Linked DNA regions of Homo sapiens: regions 2 and 3 are each linked to region 1. Evidence: read pairs that join two places in POLR2A ChIA-PET (ENCODE). Cell type or tissue: OCI-LY7. All regions are shown on one strand.

Region 1 (4,000 bases):
CTTTCTCCATATATATATATCTGTGCAATTTTTTTTTTTTTGAGACAGAGTCTTGCTTTGTCACCCAAGTTGGAGTGCGGTGGCGTGATCTTGGCTCACTGCAACCTCTACCTCCTAGGTTCAAGTGATTCTCGTGCCTCAGCCTCCTGAGTAGCTGGAACTACAGGTACATGCCACCACACCCAGCTAATTTTTGTATTTTCAGTAGAGATTGGGTTTCCCCATGTTGGCCAGGCTGGTCTCGAACTCCTGGCCTCAAGTGATCCACCCGCCTCAGCCTCCCAAAGTGCTGGGATTCCAGGTATGAGCCACTGCACCTGGCCTTTTTTTTTTTTTTTAAGGAGACAAGGTCAGGTTCTGTGGCCTAGGCTGAAGTGCAGTGGCGCGATCATAGTTCACTGCAGCATCAAAGTCCTGTGCTCAAGCAATCCTCCTGCCTCAGCCCTTGAGCAGCTGTGACTACAGACGTACACCACCATGCCTGGCTAAATTTTTTTTTGTTTGTTTTTGAGACAGGGTCTCGCTCTGTTGTCAGGCTGGAGTGAAGTGGCACGTGATCATGGCTCACTGCATCCTCGACCTCCTGGACTCAGGCAATCCTCACGCCTCAGCCTCCTGAGTAACTGGGACTATAGGCACATGCCACCATGCCCAGCTAAACCAAAAGCTAGTTTAAATGTAAATATAATTTGAAAAAATTAATCTTCCTGCCTTAGTCTCTTGAACAGCTGGGACTAAAGGCACATGCCGCCACACCTGGATAAAGATGACTTTTTTTTTTTTTTTTTTTTTAGACAGACTCACCCTGTTACCCAGGCTGGAGTGCAATGGTGCGATCTCAGCTCACTGCAACCTCCGCCTCCTGGGTGCAAATGATTCTCCTGCCTCAGCCTCCAGAGTAGCTGGGATTACAGGCGCCAGGCTGGTCTCGAACTCCTGACCTCGTATCTGCCCACTTCGGCCTCCCAAAGTGCTGGGATTACAGGCGTAAGCCACCATGCCTGGCTGACTTTTTAAAATATGGCATCACTTGCATTATTATGAATGAAAATTAAAAGTAAATATCTTCAGCTTGTTCAATTTTTTTTTTAACTTTTATTTTACTTATTTATTTATTTTATTTTTGAGAAGGAGTCTTGCTCTGTCATCCAGGCTGGAATACAGTGATGCCATCTCAGCTAATTGCAGCCTCCGCCTCCTGGGTTCAATTGATTCTCGTGCCTCAGTCTCCGAGTAGCTGGGACTACAGGCACCCGCCAGCACGCCCAGCTAATACTTTGTATTTTTAGTAGAGACAGGGTTTCACCATGTTGGTCAGGCTGGTCTTGAACTCCTGAACTCAAGTGATCCACCTGCCTCAGCCTCCCAAGGTGTTGGGATTATAGGCGTGAGCCACCCTGCCTAGCCTTACATGTATATTTTTAAAGAACAATGTATATAGTTCTTGTAATTTAATTTTTAAATTTTTTCTCTATCATTATTATTATTATTTGATACAGGGTCTCGCTCTGTTACCCAGGCTGGACTTCAGTGGTGCAATCTTGGCTCACTGCAACCCCGGCCTCCTGGGCTCCAGTGATCCCCCCAACCTCAGCATCCTGAGTAGCTGGGACTACAGGCACGCACCACCAGGGCTAATTTTTAAATTTTTTAGAAACAGGGTTTCACCATGTTGCCCAGGCTGGTCTCAAACTCCTGGGCTCAAGCGATCCAACTGCCTTGGTTTCCCAGAGTGCTGGGATTATAGGCACGAGCCACCTTGTCTGGCCTATTATTTATCTTTTGATTGAATTTACTGAAAGGTGTAATGTGAAGTCTGTCAAGTTGAATAATAAAAATTTGGGCTTGTATTTTACATGCCTTTTCCCCCCATTTCATTTTTCTAGTAATTCATTTTTATCATACTTTACAGAAATATCAATCTGCAAGGGGTTGGTAATTTTAAAAACTGGTTCTTCAAACACAGTTTAGGAGGAGCTAGTTTAGGTTTCATTCTGTCAGTGTGCAGCAAATAGAATCCAGCTGTGGTAGAACGGCAGCACTCTCGGCAGGAAGCTACGGTAGAGTGATTAGGCTGTGTCTTAGGTCACTTGGCTTCTGTTGTTTTTCTCCATTTTCAGAGCCTCCAGCCTTTCCACGGATTCTGTAAGCTATGTGATTGCTTTCCAATTTTATTTTTATTTATTTATTTATTTTTATTTATTCATTTTTGAGACAGAATCTTGCTCTGTTGCCTAGGCTGGAGCGCAGTGGTGCGATCTCTGCTCACCGCAACCTCTGCCTCCTGGGTTCAAGCGATTCTCCTGCCTCAGCCTCCTGAGTAGCTGAGATTACAGGTGCGTGCCACCACGCCTGGCTCATTTTTGTATTTTTAGTAGAGACGGGGTTTTACAATTTTGGACAGGATGGTCTCGAACTCCTGACCTCAGGTAATCTGCCTGCCTTGGCCTCCCAAAGTGCTGGGATTACAGGCGTAAGCCACCGTGCCCGGCCCAATTTTATTTTTAGTTAAACAGTTTCATAATTTGTAACTAAGAACTCTGACTGGTGTACACTTTTTGTTCTACTTCTTTTGCTTTATCTCAGTCAATACTTTCCCACATTAAAGAACCAGCTGTGGCTGGGCGCGGTGGCTCACACCTGTAATGCCAGCGCTTTGGGAGGCCGAGGCAGATGGATCATCTGAGATCAGGAGTTCCAGACCAGCCTGGCTGACATGGTGAAACCCCGTCTCTAGTAAAAATACAAAAAAATTAGCTGGGCATGGTGGTGGGCGCCTGTAATCCCAGCTACTCAGGAGGCTGAGGCAGGAGAATCGCTTGAACTCAGGAGGCGGAGGTTGCAGTGAGCCGAGATCGTGCCATTGCATTACAGCCTGGGCTACAAGAGCAAAACTCTGTCCACCCCCCTCCAAAAAAAAAAAAAAAAAAAAAAAAGAACCACCTTTACCCTTTACCTCTCTTTCCTCCTTTCCACACTAAGCTGCAGATTTTGTTTCTGCAGAAGTGTGGACAGATGTTCCTGGCATCTTGTGTTTTTATAATGAAAATAATGTTAAATGGCCAAGTCAGTTTTTTGGTGTTCAATATTAGTCCAGGTATGAGTTAAATAATGACAAGTCTGGGCAACATAATGGGACCCTGTCTCTACAAAAATTAAAAAAATTACTCAGGTGTGGCCGGGCGGTGTCTCACGCCTGTAATCCCAGCACTTTCGGAGGCTGAGGCAGGCGGATCATGAGGTCAGGAGATCGAGACCATCCTGGCTAACAAGGTGAAACCCCATCTCTACTAAAAATACAAAAATTAGCCAGGTGTGGTGGCGGGCGCCTGTAGTCCCAGCTACTCGGGAGGCTGAGGCAGGAGAATGGTGTGAACCCGGGAGGCAGAGCTTGTAGTGAGCCGAGATTGTGCCACTGCACTCCAGCCTGGGCGACAGAGCAAGACTCCGTATCAAAAAAAAAAAAAAAAATTCCCAGGTGTGGTGGCACATGCCTATAGTCCCAAGTAGCCAAATCAGCTACTTGGCTGAGGCTGAGGCAAGAGGATCACTTGAGCTCCGGAGGTTGAGGCTGCAATAAGCTGTGATGGCACCACTGCACTCCAGCCTGGATGACAGAATAAAATCTTGTCTGAAAATAAATAAATAAAAAAAAATTAAATTTAAAAGTTAAATAATGGGCCGGGCGTAGTGGCTCACGTCTGTAATCCTAGCACTCTGGGAGATGGAGGCGGGTGGATCACATGAGGTCAGGAGTTCGAGAAGACCCTGGCCAATATGGTAAAACCCTGTCTCTACTAAAAATACAAAAATTAGCTGGGCATGGTGGGGCATGCCTATAATCTCAGCTACCCAGGAGACTGAGGCAGGAGAATTGCTGAAACCCAAGAGGTGGAGGTTGCAGTGAGCCAAGATTGTGCCAGTGCACTCCAGCCTAGGTGACAGAGCGAGACTCCATCTCCAAAAAAAAAAAAAAAGTTAAATAATGTATATTGAGTAC
Region 2 (4,000 bases), 210 kb before region 1:
GCGGGGGGAGGCAGCAAGAAAAAGGGAGAGAAGGAGAAAGTGTCTGCCATATGGAGTGACACTACAGGCAAATCCAAGTTAAAGAGAGCGTCCGACAACTTGTCACCTTGACAATCTGGTTGCTGGAACCTGTCTTCTGTCAAACTCAAACCTTCAGTAGGGTCCTGCTTAAAGATTCCAGTTTGGCCACTGCTGAGAACTGAGGGAAACACCAGTTTATACTCTGGCTCTACGCATAGCAGGACCTTGCCAAGGCCCGGTAACTGATGGTAACTGGTGGTGGTGGTGGTGGTGGTAGGGTGTGTGTGTGTGTGTGTGTGGGTACACACAGGAGGTGGATGGGGATGAGACAGTGAGCTGCCAGGGAAGGTCAGGAGAAGGATGGTAAAAAGGGAGATATAACAGGTGGGGGTAAAAGACAATACTTTAAAAGTAGATGAGGGAGGCCGGGCACGGTGGCTCACATTTGTAAAATCCCAGCACTTTAGGAGGCTGAGGCAGGCGGATCACGAGGTCAGGAATTCAAGACCAGCCTGACCAACATGGTGAAACCCGTCTCTACTAAAAATACAAAAATTAGCCAGGCGCGGAGGCAAGCGCCTGTAATCCCAGCTACTCAGGAGGGAGGAGAATTGCTTGAACCCAGGAGGCGGAGGTTTCAGTGAGCCAAGATCACACCGCTGCACTCCAGCCTGGGTGACAGAGTGACAATCAGTCTCAAAAAAAAAAAAAAAAAAAAAGTAGATGAAGGAATAGGGCAAAGTTACTACTTTGTTGCCATTTCATAATCTGGATGATATTCAAAAGTAAAATTGGCTCCTTACAAAATTTCAACTTTTTAGGGATATCTCAGCCCCTACCATGCCATAATATGCCCTCAAGTCATGTAACAACAAAAGTATCCAAGAGTCCTAGGCCCTGATCATTGCCCTATTTGGAGCAGCCCCTAGTTGTCAATGTCTCAAAGTTCTTCATTTTCAAAGTATGTGAATGTAAATATGCTTAGCAGAATAAAAAACAAAAAGAAAGGAAGCACTCACCTCCATGGTGATTGGCATGCATATTTTTCGTGACCTTGTGAATGAACAGCTTGAAAAAAACTCCATCTGAAGATGAATGTGCAGAGACCCTGGCTAAGGAGCTGATTCAGTTGTCAGGCCACTGCAGGGAGTAACGTGCTGTTGCTACCTTTTTGTCTTAGTCAATTATCATCTGTTTTACAGGCTCTCTATCCAGTTATCTCATCTCCCACCCCAGCATTCTAGAGTGTGACTACACAATGAGCCTGTGCTCAAAGAGCACAGTCTAAGGGAGCATCTGATAGGCTCTGGTCATAGATCTCTCCCATCTCTCCCAGCAGTTTCTTTGCTTTTCCTTTTCTTTCTTCTTTTTTTTTGAGACAGGGTCTCGTCATTGTCTCCTAGGCTGGAGTCCAGTGGTGTGATCATAGCTCACTGTAATCTTGAACTCCTGGGCTCAAATGATCCTCCTACCTCAGCCCCCCAAGTAGCTTGGAGCACACATGCTTGCCATCATACCCAGCTAATTTTTAAATTTTTTGCAGAGATGGGGTCTCCCTATATTGCCCAAGCTGATCTCAAACTCCTGGGCTCAAGTGATCTTCCTGCCACAGCCTCCCAAAGTGCTGGGAATATAGGCATGAGCCACCATTCCCCGGCTCTCCCAGTACTTACTGATTATTTATTACCTCCAAGGCTATGCACTTCTTGAACATAATCCCTTTATTCTCCATGTTTATAAAACAACATGAAATCATAAAGGTCCTTGACATACTTCTCTATTCTGGACTGTCTCTCCCACCTAATGAAAGCTGTAGTCTTAAACACAAGGTCTTTTTAAGGTCAGGCAGGATGGCTCAGGTCTGTAATCCTAGCATTCTGGGAAGCCAAGGTGAGAGTATCACTTGAGGCCAGGAGTTCAAGACCAGTCTGAGCAACAGAGCAAGACCCCATCTCTACAAAAAATATATATATTTTCTAATTAGCCAGGCACGGTGGCATGTGCCTGTAGTCCCAGCTACTCAGGAGGCTGAAGCGGGAAGATTGCTTCAGCCCAGGAGTTCGAGGTTACTGTGAGCTATAATCACGTCACTGCACCCCAGCCTGGGTGACAAAGTAAGACCCTGTATCTTTTTTTTTTTTTTTTTTTTGAGATGGCGTTTTGCTCTTTTTGCCCAGGCTGGAGTGCAATGGTGCGATCTCAGCCCACCACAACCTCCGCCTCCTGGGTTCAAGCAATTTTCCTGCCTCAGCCTACTGAGGAGCTGGGATTACAGGCATGCGCCACCATGCCTGGCTAATTTTGTATTTTTTAATAGAGACAGGGTTACTCCATGTTGGCCAGGCTGGTTTCGAACTCCTGACCTCAGGTGATCCACCTGCCTCGGCCTCCTAAAGTGCTGGGATTACAGGCGTGAGCCACTGTGCCCAGCTGAGACCCTGCATCTTTAAAAAAAAAAAAAAAAAAGCCTTTTAAGAATGTAAGAGTTTAAGATATTACCATTATTTAATAACCAACTTTCACTTTTTTCTTGAGCCCTCTGACTTCAATAAATGTGTTGTCACTGGAATGACACGATCTGACTTGTCCCATATTTCTAAACTTAACTAAATCATGCTAAATCACTAAATCATGATCATTTCATGCCTGTTACTATTTCTTCCTCTTTCTGGCTAGTCTGAACTAGTTTAGTTATATTTGCATGACAACATACTCTGGGAAATGTCAACTTTTTTTTTTGAGACGGAGTCTTGCTCTGTGGCCCAGGCTGGAGTGCAGTGGCGTGATCTTGGTTCACTGCAAGCTCCGCCTCCTGGGTTCACGCCATTCTCCTGCCTCAGCCTCCCAAGTAGCAGGGACCACAGGTGCCCGCCACTATGCCGGCTAATTTTTTTGTATTTTTAGTAGAGATGGGGTTTCACCGTGTTAGCCAGGATGGTCTCGATCTCCTGACCTCATGATCCGCCCACCTCGGCCTCCCAAAGTGCTGGGATTACAGGCGTGAGCGACCGCGCCCGGCCCCAATATTTTTATTAGTATGAACTGTTATTGTTTCCAATAAGCAGGCTACTGTATGAGGCCTGGGTATAGTTTTTGTTATACAAGATTTTTGTTTGTTTGTTTTTGAGACAGAGTTTCACTCCTGTCACCCAGGCTGCAGTGCAAAGGCTCAATCTCAGCTCACTGCACACTCTGCCTCCCGGGTTCAAGCCATTCTCCTGTCTCAGCCTCCCAAACAGCTGGGATTACAGGCACCTGCCACCATGCCCAGCTAATTTTTTTTTTTTTTTGAGATGGAGTTTCGCTCTTGTTGACCAGGCTGGAGTGCAATGGTGCGATCTCGGCTCACCTCAACCTCCACCTCTCAGGTTCAAGCAATCATCCTGCCTCAGCCTCTCAAGTAGCCGGGATTACAGGCATGCACATGCCTGGCTAGTTTTGTATTTTCAATAGAGACGGGGTTTCTCCATGCTGGTCAGGCTGGTCTTGAACTCCCGACCTCAGGTCATCTGCCCACCTCAGCCTCCCAAAGTGCTGGGATTACAGTTGTGAGCCACCAGACCTGGCCTAATTTTTGTATTTTTAGTAGAGACAGGGTTTCACCATGTTGGCCAGGCTGGTCTCGAACTCCTGATCTCAGGTGATCTACCCGCAGAATTATAAGCAATCTTTATTTTTATGCTTTTCTAAGTTTTCTAAATTTGTTTCTGATTATACACAAAATAAGTGTTATTTATCTAAAGCAATATATCATATACACATATAAATTACAGCATCTGTCTCAATGCTGTCTCTAATATACATATATGTATACTACACGTGTATATATGTATATCATATACATGTATATTAGAGAGTGTTGGGACAGATGCTATAGTTATCTGTAATATATCTATATAGTTTACATGTATGTGTGTGGATATATATACCCACACACACATATATATATACATATATACTCAACATAGTGAGACCCTCG
Region 3 (4,000 bases), 140 kb before region 1:
TCTCTACTAAAAATACAAAAAAAATTAGCGGGGCATGGTGGCGCGTGCCTGTAGTCCCAGCTACTCGGGAGGCTGAGGCGGTAGAATCGCTTGAACCTGGGAGGCGGAGGTTGCAGTGAGCCGAGATTGTGCCACTGCACTCCAGCCTGGTGACAGAGCAAGACTCCGTCTCAAAAAAACAACAAAAAACAAACAAAGAAAAAACAAAAGACTTTTTGTTGCTTGGACTACAGATTTTGACTTTCGGTTCAGGAAAAAAAAAAGGTTATTTAATTCACACAAATTACCTGCTTATCTAAATTGATGTAAGCACCTGGTAGCCACATAATACACAATACACCTTAAAAAAAGGCTGGGCACGGTGGCTCACACCTGTAATCCTAGCACTTTGGGAGGCCAAGGTGGGTGGACTGCCTGAGCTCAGGCATTCAAGACCAGCCTGGGCAACATGGTGAAACCCCGTCTCAACTAAAATGCAAAAAATTAAGGGCTGGATGCGGTGGCTCATGCCTGTAATCCCAGCACTTTGGGAGGCCGAGGCAGGCGGATCAGGAGGTCAGGAGATCGAGACAATTCTGGCAGACATGGTGAAACCCTGTCTCTACTAAAAGTACAAAAATTAGCGGGGCGTGGTGGCATGTGCCTGTAGTCTCAGCTACTCGGGAGGCTGAGGCAGGAGAATCACTTGAACCTGGGAGGCGGAGGTTGCAGTGAGTCAAGATCATACCACTGCACTCCAGCCTGGGTGACAGAGTCAGGCTCCATCTAAAAACAAAAGATTGTCACAATAGCAGTTAACAAACACAAAAACATTTCCTAGTTATAAGAACCTTACCTGGAAACTGGAAAGCAGGAGACAGCCAAGCCGTTTGCTTTCTGCTAAATCGACACTGATAGACCGGCTGAGCTCTAACATAAAACATAGCCACATTTAAGGAGCTGGATAGTTACATAGTTAGCAACTAACAAAACTGAAAAATGTCCTCCCTCTTGATAAATCCAACTTAAGGCAAGAACAGCCTTCTTTAGTTAAAGACAGAATTCTAATTTTTGCAGGATCACTGAGGAATGAAGTTTACCCATTTGTTCATCTAAACTTAAAAAAAAAAAAGTTATAAGAATCTTTGTATTGGGCAGGTACGATGCTCATGCCTATAGTCCCAACACTCTGGGGCCGAGGCATGGGATCACTTGAGACCACGAGCTGGAGACTAGTCTGGACAACATGGTGAAATCCCGTCTCTACTAAAAACAGAAAAATTAGCCAGGAGTGGTGGCATGCGCCTGTAATCCCAGCTACTCCAGAGGCTGAGGCATGAGAATCAAAAGGGCTCAGGAGGCGGAGGCTGCAGTGAGCCAAGAGGTTGCAGTAGCTGAGATTACAGGCATGCGCCACCACACCCAGGTAATTTTTTGTATTTTTAGTAGAGACAGGGTTTCCCCATGTTGGCCAGGCTGGTCTTGAACTCCTGGCCTCAAGTGATCTGCCTGCCTTGGCCTTCCAAAGTGCTGGGATTACAGGTGGGAGCCACTGTGCCTGGCCACATCTGAGCTTTTTTATAGGACAGGCACTGCAATGTGCTTTAAACACTCTGTACTGTATACTATAAGAAGAGTACTATTATAAAGTTCCATTTTACAAATGGGAAAACTGCAGCTCTGAGGGGAAATGACTTGCTTGAGGCCAGAAACTGGAAATCGGTGGAGCCAGAATTCAAACCCAAGTCTCTCACCGATATCTGTGTTTTTCCCTCTATTACCACACTGCCTCTCTATAATGACCTCATAATAGCATTAATAACTAACATTTGTTGAACACTTGCTATATAAAAAGCATTTTATGAAATGCTATATACGTATTTCATTAAACCTTGAGGCAAGTATCCTATGAATTCCATTCAGATAACAGATAATGACACAGGCACAAAGTAATAGGTCACTTGCCCAAGGTCATAGAGTGAGTTATTAGACTGAATTGGGTGAGCATTTTACATAATTATGCAACTGAATCCCTAACCAATCGCAAGATGTAGATACCGTTTTTTAAAATTATGTCCACTTGTAAACAATTACTACATAGCAAAGGAATTTTGCTTTGTGAATTATGAGAGCTACATGTCTTTTTGCCCTCTAGCTTCAGCTGGTTGTGTTTTTAAAGTTCTTGTCTCTTAATTGTCACTGCTGTTAGTCAAGAAAAACAGGATACTTTCTGCCTATAACCAAGGAAACCTGACAGGTTGCCAGAAATAACCAGGCAAGAACCAATCTTATTACACTGATGCTTTTCTGTTTAAGTCTAAATACTCCGGCATAGAGCTAAAGGTAGGGCTAATCTTGGGATGCACTGATGTTTTCTCAGCACATTTAGGGACTAAAGTACATGGGCCTTGTGGCAGCAATTTTCTGATGTGCTAAGTGCCTATCTTTACCCAGATTTCCTTCTGTGCATCAGACCACTTGGAAATAGGACGATACCTTAAAACTAATCACAGTAGCTTAACATTTCAGGGCTTACTATGTCCCAAGTACTGTGTTATGTAAGATAGGTACTATTTCATCTCCAAGTTGCTGATGAGGACCTTAAGACAAAGAAGGTTAAGTAATTTACTCAACATCACAGAGCTAGTATAGTCTTCCTGAAATATGCAAGCTTTTCCACGTTATGTTCTGTACTTTGATGCTAAGATATAGTTACTATTGTAAATTCACACAAAATGACACAAATCACGTTCTGTATAGCATCCCTAAAAACTGTTTTTCACTGTAGATACACACACACACACACACACACACACACACACACACACAGAGAGAGAGAGACAGAGAGAGAAAGAAAGTGAGGCGGGGGTGGGTGGGGTGCAGGGAGGGAAGAGGGAAGGGAGAGGGGTGGGGTGCAGGGAGGGAGGAGGGAAGAGAGAGGGGATAGGGAAAAAGAGACAAAGTTTTTTAGAGACAGGGGTCTTACTTTGTCACCCAGGATAGATTGAGTGGCGCAATCATAGCTCACTGCCTTCTTGAATTCCTGGGCCCAAGTGATCCTCTTGCCTCAGCCTCTCTCCAGTAGCTGGGACTACAGGTACGTGCCACCATGCCCTGCTATTTTTTTAAAAACTTTTTGTAGAGATGGGGTTTTGCCATCTTGCCTAGGTTGTCCTCAAACTCCTGGACTCAAGCAATCCTCCTGCCTCCCAAAGTGCTGGGATTATAGGCATGAGGCACCGTGCCTGGCCCACTCTAGATATTTGTATGTGCATCTTCCCTCTGAGGTATTTCCAGTTATAAAGGCTAAAATCAGGTATCAACCCAACTATCTTCTGCTCCACTTTAGGGTATGAGACAGAAAACCACAGAAAGAAATCTTTAATGTTTCTCACCCTAGCAGAGGTGAGTATTGAACAATTAGAAATTTATTTGTGGCAGCTAATAATATAATATAAGTAGTAAGCCAGGTGCAGTGGCTCACGCCTGTAGTCCCAGCTACTTGGGAGGCTGAAGTGGGAGGATTGCTTGAGCCCAGAAGTTCAAGTCCAGCCTAGACAAAACAGCAACATCCTGTCTCTTAAAAAGAAATAGCAGTAATACTGAACATTTACTAGGTGTTTGACATCAGTACTTATAAAGTAGCAAGTCATGTCTATTCTCCCACACTTTCTGCCATACCTCACTGCCTCTTATCTGAGCTGGAACCTGTCTCTTATCTGAGCTGGAACCTCACTGTCTTGTGTACACAGCACCCCACCTGTGATGCCCTGGTGAATGGGATGCAGCGACTTCCGCCGGTTCGTTTCTTTCATACTTGCTCGCCGCCAGGATTGCCTCCTGTCTTGATAACTGGCAGATTGTTCTTGAGGAGACAAATGAAGGGACTTCGACTGAAGTCTTTCCTGGTGGCTGAGATCACAATTTCCCCCTTTTTTAGGGCTAGAGCCAAGGTGAATTCTTTCCTCTGAAACGCCTTGATTCATCTCCAGGGAGGCAGATGTTTTAGCAAACACTTCCA

What was found. ChIA-PET counts read pairs that join two places held together with the same protein. Peaks named below come from ENCODE experiments on the same cell type or tissue, not always from the same donor. Only the 100,000 strongest peaks of a DNase experiment are listed, where the experiment ranks them.
Region 2: POLR2A ChIA-PET joins it to region 1 with 7 read pairs; 5 of 35 experiments call an interaction of 5 or more read pairs at or near these places.
Region 3: POLR2A ChIA-PET joins it to region 1 with 5 read pairs; 3 of 35 experiments call an interaction of 5 or more read pairs at or near these places.

The regions. Positions count from the first base shown.
Region 1 is chr20:36,906,769-36,910,768 of GRCh38, forward strand. All of the region lies in intron 11 of SAMHD1 (SAM and HD domain containing deoxynucleoside triphosphate triphosphohydrolase 1), which reads right to left. Among named protein-coding and RNA genes, the nearest start is that of TLDC2, 33 kb to the left of the region's middle. In OCI-LY7, no CTCF peak of the experiment used is centred here; a DNase peak (open chromatin) is centred at 2,033.
Region 2 is chr20:36,699,395-36,703,394 of GRCh38, forward strand. The region is part of intron 3 of NDRG3 (NDRG family member 3); the gene reads right to left. Among named protein-coding and RNA genes, the nearest start is that of NDRG3, 45 kb to the right of the region's middle. In OCI-LY7, no CTCF peak of the experiment used is centred here; no DNase peak of the experiment used is centred here.
Region 3 is chr20:36,767,134-36,771,133 of GRCh38, forward strand. It overlaps DSN1 (DSN1 component of MIS12 kinetochore complex), which reads right to left. Exons shown (of 11, transcript NM_001145315.2): 3 at 3,740-4,000; 4 at 836-909. Among named protein-coding and RNA genes, the nearest start is that of DSN1, 4.6 kb to the right of the region's middle. RefSeq lists a silencer at 3,713-3,878. In OCI-LY7, no CTCF peak of the experiment used is centred here; no DNase peak of the experiment used is centred here.